2 separate regions of the Homo sapiens genome follow, and region 2 is linked to region 1. A link is an interaction called in ENCODE POLR2A ChIA-PET data of the cell type or tissue named here. Cell type or tissue: IMR-90. All regions are shown on one strand. Links, peaks and the distances in the headings refer to the core of each region. The heading gives the core; the rest is flanking DNA. Region 1 overlaps CYP4V2 (cytochrome P450 family 4 subfamily V member 2). Region 2 overlaps SNX25 (sorting nexin 25).

The links. ChIA-PET counts read pairs that join two places held together with the same protein. Peaks named below come from ENCODE experiments on the same cell type or tissue, not always from the same donor. Only the 100,000 strongest peaks of a DNase experiment are listed, where the experiment ranks them.
Region 2: POLR2A ChIA-PET joins it to region 1 with 8 read pairs; 2 of 35 experiments call an interaction of 5 or more read pairs at or near these places.

What each region holds. Positions count from the first base shown.
Region 1 is chr4:186,201,433-186,208,121 of GRCh38, forward strand. It overlaps CYP4V2 (cytochrome P450 family 4 subfamily V member 2), which reads left to right. Exons shown (of 11, transcript NM_207352.4): 8 at 3,768-3,870. Among named protein-coding and RNA genes, the nearest start is that of CYP4V2, 13 kb to the left of the region's middle. RefSeq lists an enhancer at 465-514. In IMR-90, for the core only: a CTCF peak has its summit at 612 (motif pointing left); a DNase peak (open chromatin) is centred at 2,919; H3K4me3 peaks cover 922 bases.
Region 2 is chr4:185,218,427-185,226,329 of GRCh38, forward strand. The region is part of intron 1 of SNX25 (sorting nexin 25); the gene reads left to right. Among named protein-coding and RNA genes, the nearest start is that of SNX25, 13 kb to the left of the region's middle. In IMR-90, for the core only: no CTCF peak of the experiment used is centred there; a DNase peak (open chromatin) is centred at 4,375; H3K27ac peaks cover 433 bases.

The sequences.
Region 1 (6,689 bases), core at 1-5,000:
AAAGTAGTTTAACTAAAGAAGATTCATTATATTTTAATTAGAAATTACAAAATTTAAGAAACTGATTAAGTACCAGCTCAACTTCTTCAGAAAACGATTTTGACTAGTGCTGGGCACAGCAGTAGACACATTTGTTTTTCCTCAAGAAAACCTAAGATTTGTCAGAGTTTTCCCAAGCAGAAGAGCAGCCAGAGATTGCTCTCAGTTCTCCATGTGGCTTCAGGCTTCCTTCTAACCTCCCAGACATGCAAGTCCACTTCCTCACCACCTGCTTTCTGAGGTTCCAGCAGATGAGCACTTAGCTGCTGCCATGAGCTACTCTACCTAGAGGACAGTTAAGAGCCCTCCAACAGAGAATCAGCCAGTTCATGATTCTAAAAAGATCTCTGATCTCAAATTTATACATACATATGTGAAGTACATTTTAGCAAGATAGCCTAAATATTAAATCCTACAAAGAGGGACTTTCTCTATATGTGGATTGCAAAATAAATAAAACATGGTTTTTAGAAGCCATGTAGTAATATCGTCCACATGGGGCAGAGTGAAAGGCACCTGAGTTTTTAATGGCTCTGCCTGCCACCCACGTGTGAGCTGCTCTGCGGCAGCCTCTGGCGGCAGTGCCAGTGTCCTGCACTCTGGTGTGAGGCTCCACGACACGGTAGAAGAAGGTTGTGTGATGGGTCTTTCGATCCGAGTTCCAGTTCAGGCTCTGTGCTGATTAGCCAAATAAGATAGTTCTGATCATTCCAGAGTTCTGTCACAATTTTCCTATGTGTAAAGCGAGAGATGGACTACGTTGGTGGTTTTAAACTTTTTTAAGCAGAAAACTTTACTGAAAATAAATCTTAAGCAGAAAATGGACATCTAAATTAGCTGAAAAGTAGAGAGGTGTTAAGTGTGTGGGCTCTAAGATCAAATCCCAGCTAACATGCTGGGACCATGACCTCAAGCACCTCACCTAGCCGTTCTGGGCCTGAATATTCTTATTTTAATAGCACAAGCCTCATGGAATAGTTATGATGATTAGATTTGTAAAGGTGCTCTGAGAATCGTGATTGGCCCATAAGTATGCGGCACATACCGGGTGTTATTATTGCATGTCGGAGTAGAGAGATCTCACATCTTCACCTTGCCCATGTACTACACACACACACGCATACACTCATGTAAACCCATGCACACACATGCACACACTTACACACACACATATGCTCATGCACATACACATGCACAGACACATGTATATACCAACATACACACATTCACATATACACACATACACAAACACATGCACACACCTACATACACTCATGCACATACATGCACACACAAACATATGTATATCCACATGCGCACACACGTGCATACACTCACACACAAATATACACACACACCCAGATACTCATGCACATACACACACATGCACACATATACCCACATGCACACATGCATGCATACACATGCATGCACACATATACCCACATGCACACATGCATGCATACACATACATGCACACACCACCCCCCACAGAGGCACACATTCATGTACATTTATGCAATCATACAAAAACACATGTACACACCTACATACACACATGCGCATATACACATACATAGATGCACATATATACACACATGCACACATAAATGCACACAGCTATGTACACTCGTGTACATAAGCACAAAGGCACACACAAATACATGTACATATCCACGTACACACATTCATATATGTGCACAACCCCATACACATATGTACACACATGTGCACACACACATCCATCTCCTACCAGGAACCTCTCAATCTCACGTAAACAATCAGAACCAGACTAATGATTTTTCTTCCAACTCTAACATTCCTTGACATTCTAATTGTTTTCTTCTTTGCATTGAAAGGGAGGCAGCATACCAGGTGTGAGTGTGATACTGTGGCCTCCTCCACAGGTCGGTGCAGGCTGTGAGTGACACTGTGGCCTCCTCCACAGGCCGGTGCAGGCTGTGAGTGTGATACTGTGGCCTCCTCCACAGGCTGGTGCAGGCTGCAACTGCCCAGGTTCCAGCTGTGAGCTAAAAGTGGGCGTCCTCCCCTGCTCCACCAGTGTGCCTCGGTGCTTTACGTTTGCCTTATCATGCTTTCTGCAGTTGGCAGATGAAATGAAATCGGAAGTTCAGCAGACTCCTCTTATGCATTTGGATCAGGCTTCCGCTCATAAATTCAAGGAAAGCTATTAAAATTGTTTAGCCAGAATACTTCCTTCCGTACTTAGACAACTGAGCACAACGGGCCGGAGCTCATCTGGAGTTCCGAGTAGGTTTTGTAACTGCAAGTGCTAGGAAAATGCAGAGGCGCCGACCTCAGGACCTGTAGGCTGTGTCTTTTAAGAATTGCAGAATAAGCCCCGAGCAATTCATTTTAGGAGCTGTTTTATAAAACAAGTACTTTGAAGATTTCTGCACAGAGAATGAAATATTACAAAAATCACTTGTGCCACATAGGAAAAATGGAAAAGTGAGATCTTTTATAGAGGAAATAATTTGTTTTTTCTTTTTGTCCTCAAAGTTTCAGAGAGGTAGATTACTGTTATTGACTTTCCAGATACATTTTTTTTTTTTCTGAAGAACTCACCACTTTTGCATATGGAAATGTGCTAGGGAGATGAGGAGGTAGATAAGAAGCCAGGTCCTGAAATATCAAATGGGTGGGAAAGAAGGTTGCCCGAGACATTACACTAGCTTAAGAGGTGGAGGCGGAGACGTTACGCTACCGCTAAGAGGTGGAGGTGGAGACGTTACGCTGGCGTAAGAGGTGGCGGTGGAGACGCTACGCTGGCGTAAGACGCGGCGGTGGAGACGCTACGCTGGCGTAAGAGGCGGCGGTGGAGACGCTACGCTGGCGTAAGAGGCGGCGGTGGAGGCGCTACGCTGGCGTAAGAGGCGGCGGTGGAGGCGCTACGCTGGCGTAAGAGGTGGCGGTGGAGACGTTTCGCTGGCGTAAGAGGTGGAGGTGGAGACGTTACGCTGGCGTAAGAGGTGGAGGTGGAGCGTCCTTACTGCACAGGGTGTGGAGGGAATGGCGTGGGCTCAGCTGGCTTTGTCATCGGACACGCCGCAGGCTCAGTTTCTGCCTCTGTTTCCCACTAAGCTGTTTAGCACAGAAGAAGTTATTTAACCACATCTTTGGCCTCAGTTTTTAATCTCTGAATTGTAAAGAACAGTAATGAGTCTTTCATGGAGTTTTTGTGCAGATTAATTCAGTTTCTGCAAAGTGCTTAGTATTTTGCCTAAAACTCAGCAAGTATGAAATGAGGTTGTTGTCAATTTTTACTGCAGAGGATATGACTTAGAACCACACCTCTACCCCCTGGTGCCCGTCATCAACAGGTGAGGCCCACCTGACAGATGGGGGAAGGCAGAGAAGTACAGCCCTGACAAGCAGGCTCGTGAAAATCAGACTTTGTTCTGTTCACAAAGGCGCAGCTCACCTCGTGCCCATGGAACGCCGCCTTTATTAACACAGCACAGGCACGTCCCACCAGCGTGCAACACCGTGCGGCGTGGAACTGCCATCTCTAGGCATGAACCTCCGCTTTGCAGGCTTGTTTCCTTGTTTGTCACCGAGGCAAGGTGCTGCACAGAATTCATTTCTTATGTTTGCAGTCACAGTGCAGTCATCAAATCCAGAGACAATTCAAAAGAGGTTTCTGGTCACTCCTAATCATCGCAGCATAACTCTGCTTTTTAAGCTATTGTTTTCTGCATTTGTAGGGGCACGATACAACTGCAGCTGCAATAAACTGGTCCTTATACCTGTTGGGTTCTAACCCAGAAGTCCAGAAAAAAGTGGATCATGAATTGGATGACGTGTTTGGTATGTTTGGCCCCTTCACTGGTTATATTGTGGTACTAAGTCTGCTGCAGAGATGTCACTGTGTTGTAAACACAGTGTAATGAGCAGGAAGGCTCCCCCACGGGATCCTTTCCAGTACCATCCCCTTTGCAAGGCCTCGTCCATTCACTCACAGGCCTCTGCCAGTCGCCTGGCAAGTGACTGTACTAGGCCGGATGCTGGGGTGCACTGATGCGTGCTGCTGTCCTCAAGGGTCTCACTGCTACCCAGGCGAAACAGAGGCTTTGAGTCATGGGTCGTGCATTTGAGTGAAGAAGGTGCTATTTGGGAGAAAGGAGGAGCTGGTGAAACTATTTAGAAAGGTACAGGAAAGCTGTTTCGCAGATTGCCTCTCACCACAAAGGAGAGAAAATGTGGATTAAAAAGGTGGATTAAGCTTCGAGGAGATACATTTCTATTACACAGCAAGCAGCCCGGAGGAAAAGTCCTGCCAGTAGGATGTCCAGGGTCCCAGACTTGCCCTTTTGCTCCCAGCCATCCCTACCATCTTGGCTTTTGTCCTCATGATTGACGTTCCAAGCATCACGTTCATCTTCAAGGCAGGAAGACAGGGGAGGTGGGGGTACCGGGTGTGTTGGTGTCCTGTGGCTGCTGCTGTGACAAATCCACAGACAGGGAGGTTCACAGCAGCGACGTCTGTTCCCTCACAGTTCTGGACACCCGAGTCAAAGATCAGTGTCATTGAGCCCACATCACCATGTGGGCAGGGCTGTGGCCCACTGGGAAAATATCCACTCCTTGTCTCTTCAGCTTCCGGTGGCTGCCAGCATTTCTTGGCTGACAGCCGCATCACTGCTATCTCTGCCAGTCTCTGCATCGCCTTCTCTTTTCTCTGGGTGTGAGTGTGTGCACGCACGTGCATGCATGTGTGGTGTGTGTGTGTGTGCATGTGTGTGCTTGTGTGTCTTTCACAAGCATACTTGTGACATACTTGTGATGGCGTTCAGGGCTCACCTGGATAATCTACCCACTGTAAGATCTTTAATTTAATCAAATCTGCCAAGAGTTCTCTTCTTCCAAATAGGGTAACATTTACAGATTGCAGGGATTAAGACCTGATATTTTGGGGCCCATTATCAGTCTGCCACAAAGAGGCTTCCATAGATTTTATCCTTGTTAAAAATCACGTGTCATATGGCCCCCAATAGCTGCAAGGTGAAAAGGAATAAAGTTGAGTTAGCCAAGCAACAAGTGGTATCTGATGCAGTTTTACAGTGAGAAGCAGGGAAAGAAAACTAAAGGAATAAAGCTGGAGAGAGAAGGCATTCTAGAAAGAGAGGAAGCAGATGAGCAACGGCACAGAAGTGGAAAGGTTTCTGGCATGGAGGGCAATAGTGGAGAGTGAGAGACCGCGAGAACTCATCTCTCATTCACTGGGAGATGAGGATGGAAAAGCAGTTTTGTGTGCAGATTGTGCTGGGACTGGAATTTCATATTAAGAGGCAAGCTTTTATTTTGCAGAATGGACACCATCTAACACTTTTGGCAACATTTTTGTCATCATTTTATCTTTTTAACACTGATTTTAGTTTTGCTTAGATTGCCTTGAGTGGATAAATTTGGTCTTCCAAAAGCTCACAAGTTCTTTTGGAATAGGCTTCAATCTTTTGTATCCCCTACAAAGTTTAGCTCATTACCAGTTTCACAAAGCTTTGTGGTCCTGCAGAATGAGTGACACAGTCATCATTACTAGAAGCTTTGCTCTGTGATTCTTGTGTTTTCTGCTCATTGTGCCTCACTTTTTCTTCTACCCCCAATCCTAGTTCTAGAATTTTTGAGCAACTAAGCTGGGCTCGGTGGCTCACGCCTGTAATCCCAGCACTTTGGGAGGCCGAGGTGGGCGGATCACGAGGTCAGGAGATCGAGACCATCCTGGCTAACACAGTGAAACCCTGTCTCTATTAAAAATACAAAAAAATTAGCCGGGCATGGTGGCAGGTGCCTGTAGTCCCAGCTACTCGGGAGGCTGAGGCAGGAGAATGACATGAACCCCTCAGGGGGCGGAGCTTACAGTGAGCAGAGATTGCACCACTGCATTCCAGCCTGGGCAGCAGAGCAAGACTCTGTCTCCAAAAAAAAAAAAAGAAAGAAAGAAAGAAAAAAACATTTGAGCAACTATTCTTTGTGTAGTGAGTTATTACTTTGCATTATTAATTAATAATTAATTATTAAATTATATTTATATTAAAAATTATATAATATATAAAATATATTAAAATATATAAAAATATTAAATAATTAATAATTAATACTTTGCAAGTATTAATTCCTTAAATGTTATTTTTTTTTTTACTGAGGTAAATGTCACATAACATAAAATCTACCATTTTAAAATGTACATTTCAGCAGCATTTAGTACCTTCACCATGTTGTACGATAGTTATGTCTACCTAATTCCGGAACATTTTCAGCACCTCGAAAGGAAACCTGGTAGGATTAAGCAGTCCCTCTTGATTCCTCCTTCCCCTGGCCCTGGAAGCCTGTGATTTACTTTCTGTCTCTCTGGATTTACCTATTCCGAGTACTTCCTATATATGGATTCGTACAATATGTGACCTTTAGTGTCTGTTTATTTTACTTGGCACATTGTCCATTTTATTTTGATAATGCATAATGTTAGAAATTCTGCTTTAGCTGTGGCTATTTAGCATCCCCTGCCTTGATCCACATGTTCTTCTTTGATGGGTATTTAGCATCCCCTGCCTTGATCCACGTGTTCTTCTTTGAAGGGTATTTGATGGATATTTAGCATCCAGTACCTTGATCCACGTGTTCTTCTT
Region 2 (7,903 bases), core at 1,492-6,491, 980 kb before region 1:
TCCCAGCAGGTTTGCATGTATGTTGGTGGGCCTCTCAGCCCAGGTGCTGCTTTGGGAGAAGGCAGCTAGGTGTGTGAGGTATGCCTGCTTTGCCCCTGCAGCTAGCCAGCACTCAGCAGCCACTCTAGGCACTTGCCAGTCCTGGTATGTTTGTCAGCCCAGGGTTTCTAGGTATGAGTAGCCACAAGCTGGATGTAAAGAAAAATGAATATGGTAACTCCAAGTAAAATGCTTCTGAAGCAAAGAGGGGAGCAAGGAATTGTGCATCCTTAGGATAAGACACATAACTTGTTTATTAGGCTACTAGGATCTATTCAATAGACTTCCTATTTTAGTGTAGAATATACCTCTTGGAAAATTAGATAAATATTTTACAAATACTCATTGCTACAGTAACCTGAATTTCTGTAGTTCTCACCCACCTGTATATACGGGTGAGTTTACATAAATTAAACTAATTTTAAAGTTTTTTTTAATGAGGTTCTGATCTCATACAGAACCTCATCCTCTTGCAGTACTCCTACCTTCTTGCTCTGCCACCCCATCAGCATTTCTGGGAGCCCACAGACAGTGTCCCATGTATTTGGGGATAATCTCAACTTACATTCTTCCATTCCTGGTGCTTGCAAAGCACTGGAGAGAGGTCCCTGTGCTATGCCGCCACTGCCAGTCTGTGAGAAAGACGTTCCCTGTTGGGGTACTCCTGTCTCAGTCCTCCAGAGCTGAATGTCTGGAGGGCCTTGGTCCGTCTTTCGGGGTTTATCTAAGCCAAGGCCACATGTATGCTTTATAGAAGCTGGCAGGCTAGCCCTGTTTCTCTCACTTAGGCATGTTTTTAAAAAATGTTTTTGGGCTGGGTGCAGTGGCTCACACCTGTAATCTCAGAACTTTGGGAGGCTGAGGCAGGCGGATCACAAGGTCAGGAGATCAAGACCATCCTGACTAACATGGTGAAACCCTGTCTCTACTAAAAATACAAAAAATTAGCCAGGTGTGGTGGTGGGCGCCTGTAGTCCCAGCTACTCAGGAGGCTGAGGCAGGAGAATCGCTTGAACCCTGGAGGCGGAGGTTGCAGTGAGCCAAGATTGTGCCACTGCACTCCAGGCTGGGACGACAGAGCAAGACTCCATCTCAAAAAAACAAAAAAAGAAAAAAGAAAAAATGTTTTCTTCTTATGGAAGCTAAGGAACTTATGCCCCTCCTTGCATCTCCTGTGAAGGCAGCATCTTCTTTTTTCTTGTGGCTTCTCTCCATCTGGCTCAGACTGGCTGCTGGGATCAAGCCAGGACTTTCTCTAGTCCCCAACCTTGAGCTGCTACACATAAGCCACCTCCCACAAGGCCTCTTCCTCTTATGTAAATCAACTCATAAAAATATATACCCGAGGGCTGCTTGCAGGCTGCCAATTTGTTATACATGAAATTAACATCTTAACTGTTCCAGATATTTCCATGTGTTTTTCCTGAAGCAGAGTTGTTAATCTTTTTTTTTTTTTTCTGATTTTTTTCCATTTCACTGAACCTTTCTTTTTTTCTGAAACTGCAACCGCTAGATAGCTCAGAAAGTTGGATGTTTCCCAGATTTGCATTTGGGTCATTCTTGAGGTCTCATTCTTCATTCTGTTACTTTAGGGCAGTCTCAACTTTGGCCTCCTACAATAATCATCCCTGTCTATATTGAGGACTTAAGAGATTTATTCCTGAGGTTCAGATCTAGTTTTGGGCCTCAGACTTATTTATTCAACTGCTTAACTTGACATTTCCACCTGGCAGTCCCAGTGGTACCCGAAGCTTGAGTCTGTGACATCTTATGACCAGTGTCTGTCTCTGTTCCTCTTGTTTCTTTTTTTTTCTTTAAATTTTATTAGTATTATACTTTAAGTTTTAGGGTACTTGTGCACAATGTGCAGGTTTGTTACATATGTATACATGTGCCATGTTGGTGTGCTGCACCCATTAACTCGTCATTTAGCATTAGGTATATCTCCTAATGCTTGTTCCTCTTGTTTCTGTGTCAGTGAATAGCACCTCTGAAAGTCAGGTCCCACAACTGAGTCCCTTTTTTTTTTTTTTTTGAGATGGAGTCTCGCTCTGTCACCCAGGCTGGGGTGCAGTGTGCGATCGCGGCTTACTACAACCTCTGCCTGCCAGGTTCAAGCAATTCTCCTGCCTCAGCCTCCCAAGTAGCTGGGATAAGGGTGCCCACCACCACGCCTGGCTAAATTTTTGTATTTTTAGTAGAGACGGGGTTTCACCATGTTAGCCAGGATGGTCTCGATCTCCTGACCTTGTGATCCGCCCACCTCGGCCTCCCAAAGTGCTGGGATTACAGGCGTGAGCCACTGCGCCCGGCCTAACTGAGTCCTTCTTGACATCTTCTCCTTATACCCCATAGGCACTCCATCAAGTCCTGTCCTTTTACCTCTTTTGTTAATTTTATTTATTTATTTATTTTTGAGACAGGGTGTCACTCTGTTGCCTAGGCTGAAGTGCAGTGGCACAATCATGGCTCACCGCAGCATCAGCCTCCTGGGCTCTTGTGATCCTCCATGCCTCACTCCCCCGCCAATGGCTGGGACTACAGGTGGGTGCCACCACACCCAGCTAATTTTTTTTTTTTTTTCTGAGACAGGATCTGGCTCTGTTGCCCGGGCTGGAGTGCAGTGGCATGATCTTGGCTCACCGCAACCTCCACTTCCTGGGCTCAAGCCTTCCTCCCACTTCAGCCTCCCAAGTAGCTGGGTCTAAGGATGCATGCCACCGCACTCAACTAATTTTTGTATTTTTTGTAGAGACAGGGTTTCACCATGTTGCCCAGCCTGGTCTTGAACTCCTGAGCTCAAGCCATTAATCTGCTTTGGCCTCCCAAAGTGCTGGAATTACAGGTGTGAGCCACTGTGCCTGACCCGGGCTAATTAAAAAAGTTTTTTCTAGAGATGGAGTCTCTCTGTGTTGCCCACGCAGGTCTCAAACTCCTGGACTCAAGCCATCCTCCCACCGTGGCCTCCCAGAATGTTGGATTACAGGGGTGCCTGCCCTTATTTCTTGAGTATCTTGCATTCATCTACTTCTTTCAGTCTTTCCTGCTTGGTCTTAGCTACCGTCATGTCCCACCTAGATGACTGTAACAACCTTTCAATTGGTCTCTGCCTCCATGTTGGCTCCCTCTTCCATTGATTCTTTTGAAAATGCAAGCCTAATCAAATTCCTCTTCAGCAGCATGTTTGTTTAAAATCTTTCAGTAACTTCCTGCTCTTCCTAGCTCTCTAGCCTAATCTCCAGTCATAATTACCCTCACTCCTCATGCTCCACCCTCAGTCCTCATAGTGCCGGGCTTTTTCTGTCTGTAGGGACTTTATATATTGTTCTCCTGCCTTGAGCATGCTGCTGCCCCCTTTATCTAGTTAACTTCTCTTTCTTTATACCACAGTCATCAGTTTTGCAGGGAAGCTTTTCCTATCTTTCAACTTACATATTCTTATAGCACCATATACTTCTCCTTCACTGTAGATATATAGCACCATATACCCCTCCTTCACGGTAGGAATATAGCGCCATATACCCCTCCTTCATGGTAGATATATAGCACCATATATCCCTCGTTCACTGTAGGTATACAGCACCATATACCCCTCCTTCATGGTAGGTATATAGCGCCATATACCCCTCCTTCACGGTAGATATATAGCAGATATATAGCACCATATACCCCCCATTCACTGTAGGTATACAGCACCATATACCCCTCCTTCATGGTAGGTATTCAGCTCCATATAACCCTCCTTCATGGCAGGTATTCAGAGCCATATACCCCTCCTTCGCGGTAGGTATACAGCACCATATACCCCTCCTTCGCGGTAGGTATACAGCACCATATACTCCTCGTTCACTGTAGGTATACAGCACCATATAACCCTCCTTCATGGCAGGTATTCAGTGCCATATACCCCTCCCTCACGGTAGGTATACAGCGCCCTATACCCCTCCCTCTCGGTAGGTATTCAGCGCCCTATACCCCTCCCTCGCGGTAGGTATTCAGCACCCTATACCCCTCCCTCTCGGTAGGTTTACAGCGCCGTATACCCCTCCCTCGCGGTAGGTATACAGCGCCCTATATCCCCTTCGTGGTAGCTATACAGCGGCATATACCGCTCCTTCACTGTAGTTGTCACAGTTGTAATTTTATACTCATTTGGATGGCTCCTGGTGTTTCCTTTTCATTAGTTATTGAACTCCATATGAAGGCAGAAACTTCCCTCTGTGTCTTTAAGGCCTAGTTGGATGATTTAGTAGGTAAGAAGTACATATTTAAAAGAATGAATAACTGGGAATGAGTAAAGCATAGGCATGAAGAGAATGGATTTGGAGTTAGTCATTGGTCTGAATGTGAATCTTGGCTCTCCCCTAATAACTGTGACAGTGGGCAGCTTGCTTAAGGGAGAAGTCTCTTCATCTGAAAAAAGGATATAATAAATACTTTCAAAGGTTCTTTGGAACAATGTGATAGCATATGTAAAATAAATAATATAATGCTTTGGATATGGAAGATGTTAAGTGGTAGCTTTTACACTTACTTTTTACAAACCTTTTTATTATACAATAAAGAATGCAGATTCAGAAAATCCAACCAAATAGATGTATAGATGGATGAATGATTATGGAGAGAAAACCCTGTAACTTCCAGAAACCCCATACACCCCTTTGTATCTCCACCCCAATATCAGCACCTTCTCTCCCACCTTAGCAACCTCATCTTGACTTTATAGGAATCACTTCCTTGCATGTCATTATAGTTTTATCGCTCAAATGTGCATTAGTGAACATAATAGTTTAGTCTTGTCTCTTTAAAAAAAAAAGTTTCCCTTCTATCCTTTTATTTTCTTCAGCTTATCTACTGAAAAACTTAGAGGATTTGTCCTGTAGAGTGTCCTGTAGTCTGGATTTTGCTGATTGCACATCAGTGGTGCAGTTCAACATGCTCCTCTGTGTGCTCTGTGTCCTGCAAATTGACAGTGGGTCCAGAGGCCTGCTCAAACTCCTGTTTGATTCCTTTGGCAAAACTTTGGCTAGTGGTGTGCTCTTAGAAGTCACGGTGGCCGGGGGCGGCGGCTCACGCCTGTGATCCCAGCACTTTGGGAGGCCGAGAAGGGTAGGACCATCCTGCCTAACACGGTGAAACCCTGTCTCTACTAAAAAATACAAAAAATTAGCCGGGCGTGGTGGCGGGCACCTGTAGTCCCAGGTACTCAGGAGGCTGAGGCAGGAGAATGGCATGAACCTGGGAGGCAGAGCTTGCAGTGAGCCGAGATCGTGCCGAAAAAAAAAAAAAAGTCATGTTGTACCTGGTTCTCTTTCCTTTTGTGATATTAGTAGCTGTTGACACTCAATACCTAGATCCATTAATTTATTAGGAGTGACAAGATGGAGATATTTTGTCATTTTTCAGTTATTGACTTAAATACTTTTAGAAGAGTATTGTCTCTTGTCCCTCCTGTACTCTTCGGTTACATAAAGGTACAGTTCGGTAGAAAAGCTGGATGAAACCTTGATTCTTCACTTTACCAGTTTCCACAATGAGTTGGTTCCTTATCCTCTGAAGGTGACCAATTCCCCCATTGTGTGTTTTTAAAAAATATTATTATGAATTCTGGGCACAGTGGCTCACGCCTGTAATCCCAGCACTTTGGGAGGCTAGGCGGGTGGGTCACCTGAGGTTAGGAGTTCAAGACCAGCCTGGACAACATGGTGAAACCTGTCTCTACTAGAAATACAAAAAATTAGCTGGGCATGGTGGCGTATGCCTGTAATCCCAGCTACTCGGGAGGCGAGGCAGGAGAATTGCTTGAACCCAGGAAGCAGAGGTTGTAGTGAGCCGAGATTGCGCCATTGCACTCCAGCCTGGGCAACAAGAGCAAAACTCCATCTCAAAATATATATATATAAAAATATATAGATATAAATATATAAATATATAAAAATATATAGATATATAAAAATATATAAAAATATATAGATATATAAATATATATATAGATATATAAATATATAAATATATAGATATATAAATAGATATATAAATATATAGATATATAAATATATATACATATATATAAATATATATACATATATATAAATATATATAAGTGTATATAAATATATATAAATATATAAATATGTAAATATATAGATATATAAATTTATATAAGTATATATAGATATAAAAATATATATAAGTATATATAAAAATATATAAATAATTATGAATTCATGGGTTTGAACATATTTGATGGGTTTCAATAAGTTGTGATTAATATTTTTTTTGAAGCCTGTGTTATCCCATCTTTGGCCAGTGGGAGCCCTTTTTAGTTGACTCTTGCATCCTTTGGACATAACCCTTGTGGTCTTTGAGTGTTTTCTTGCTATGTGGTATAACAAAATGTTTCAGGCTCATTTTGAATGTCTTCTGCTTATATCTGGAATTAACCATTTCTCCAAGAGGAGCCCTGTTTGTTTTTTTAAAGTGGGAAATGGCATTTCAAGAAGTCATTCAGAGTGTCAGGGAGGCTTGTTGCTATTGGACTGGTCATTGTTTCTTGACTTCCTCTATGGAAGGATCTGAAAAAAATACATATGAGATCTATGTATTGCAAAACACAATCACCCAGTAGTTAGATTTTTATATTCTATGTCTTCTTTTTTTTTTTTTTTTTTGAGATGGAGTCTCGCTTTGTTGCCCAGGCTGGAGTGCAGTGGCGCCATCTCGGCTCACTGCAAGCTCCACCTCCCAGGTTCACACCATTCTCCTGCCTTAGCCTTCTGAGTAGCTGGAACTATAGGCGCCCACTACTCGGGCTAACGCCCAGCTAATTTTTGTATTTTTAGTAGAGATGGGGTTTCACCGTGTTAGCCAGTATGGTCTCGATCTCCTGACCTCGTGATCCGCCCACCTCGGCCTCCCAAAGTGCTGGGATTACAGGCGTGAGCCACCGCACCCGGCCAGTATATTCTCTCTTCTTAAAGGCCAGTGACACTTCCTTTGAACACTGCTTTGTAATCCTCTATGTCATTTGCTTAGCATGGCATATGTTGGCATTGTTAATGGGTTCAGGGAAATCATTCCTGTGGCCCCAGTTTGATTGATTTCACTGTAATCTATGGCTATGAATACAGTGGACAAATAGGTGTATTACAGGAGTTATGTAATGTGAACGTCGTGAAGTGAATCCCTTAGTAATGGGTAGAGCTAAACTTAACATTTCTTGCACCTGCTGTTTGCAGGTGTATTAACTGCATTACGTTACCCAGTTTAATTCTTACATCAATCATGGGAGGTAGGGACTGTTATTCTCATGTTGTGGATGGGAAAACTGAGGTTTAGTGAGGTTAAACCATGTGCTCAGGCTATAAAATCAGTGAAAAAACTAAGAATTAAACCCACGTCTCTCTTAATTAACTCTGGAGTCTACACACTTAAACACTTTATTACCCTTTTAATTATTAAAAATTAGTCTGGCCTGATTCAGATTTAAAACAACTTGGGAAGCTTTGGGATGATTCTAGGATCTGCTTAGGACTTAATGTCACTTCAGAGGTCTCAGAATGAACTTGAATGATGTCACAGCTGTCCCTTCTGTGCTCAGGAGGATCTTTACTAATCAAGTAAGGCACCTGGTTGTGACTGCAGACTCTCTCTCAATACAGCATTCCAGGCAGCCGCTGAAAATTCACCGAGTTGGCACATAGCGTGAAACCCATCAGGCATTTTGAGTGAGAACCTAGTAGAATGGCGGTGGTGCCTTTTGGATTCTGCGATCACTTTTTCTGCGGCTGTATTACTCTGTCATCACTGCATTATAACAGCCAGGCATATACTTTTTTAGTCTCTCTGGTAAAAATCAGTGTTT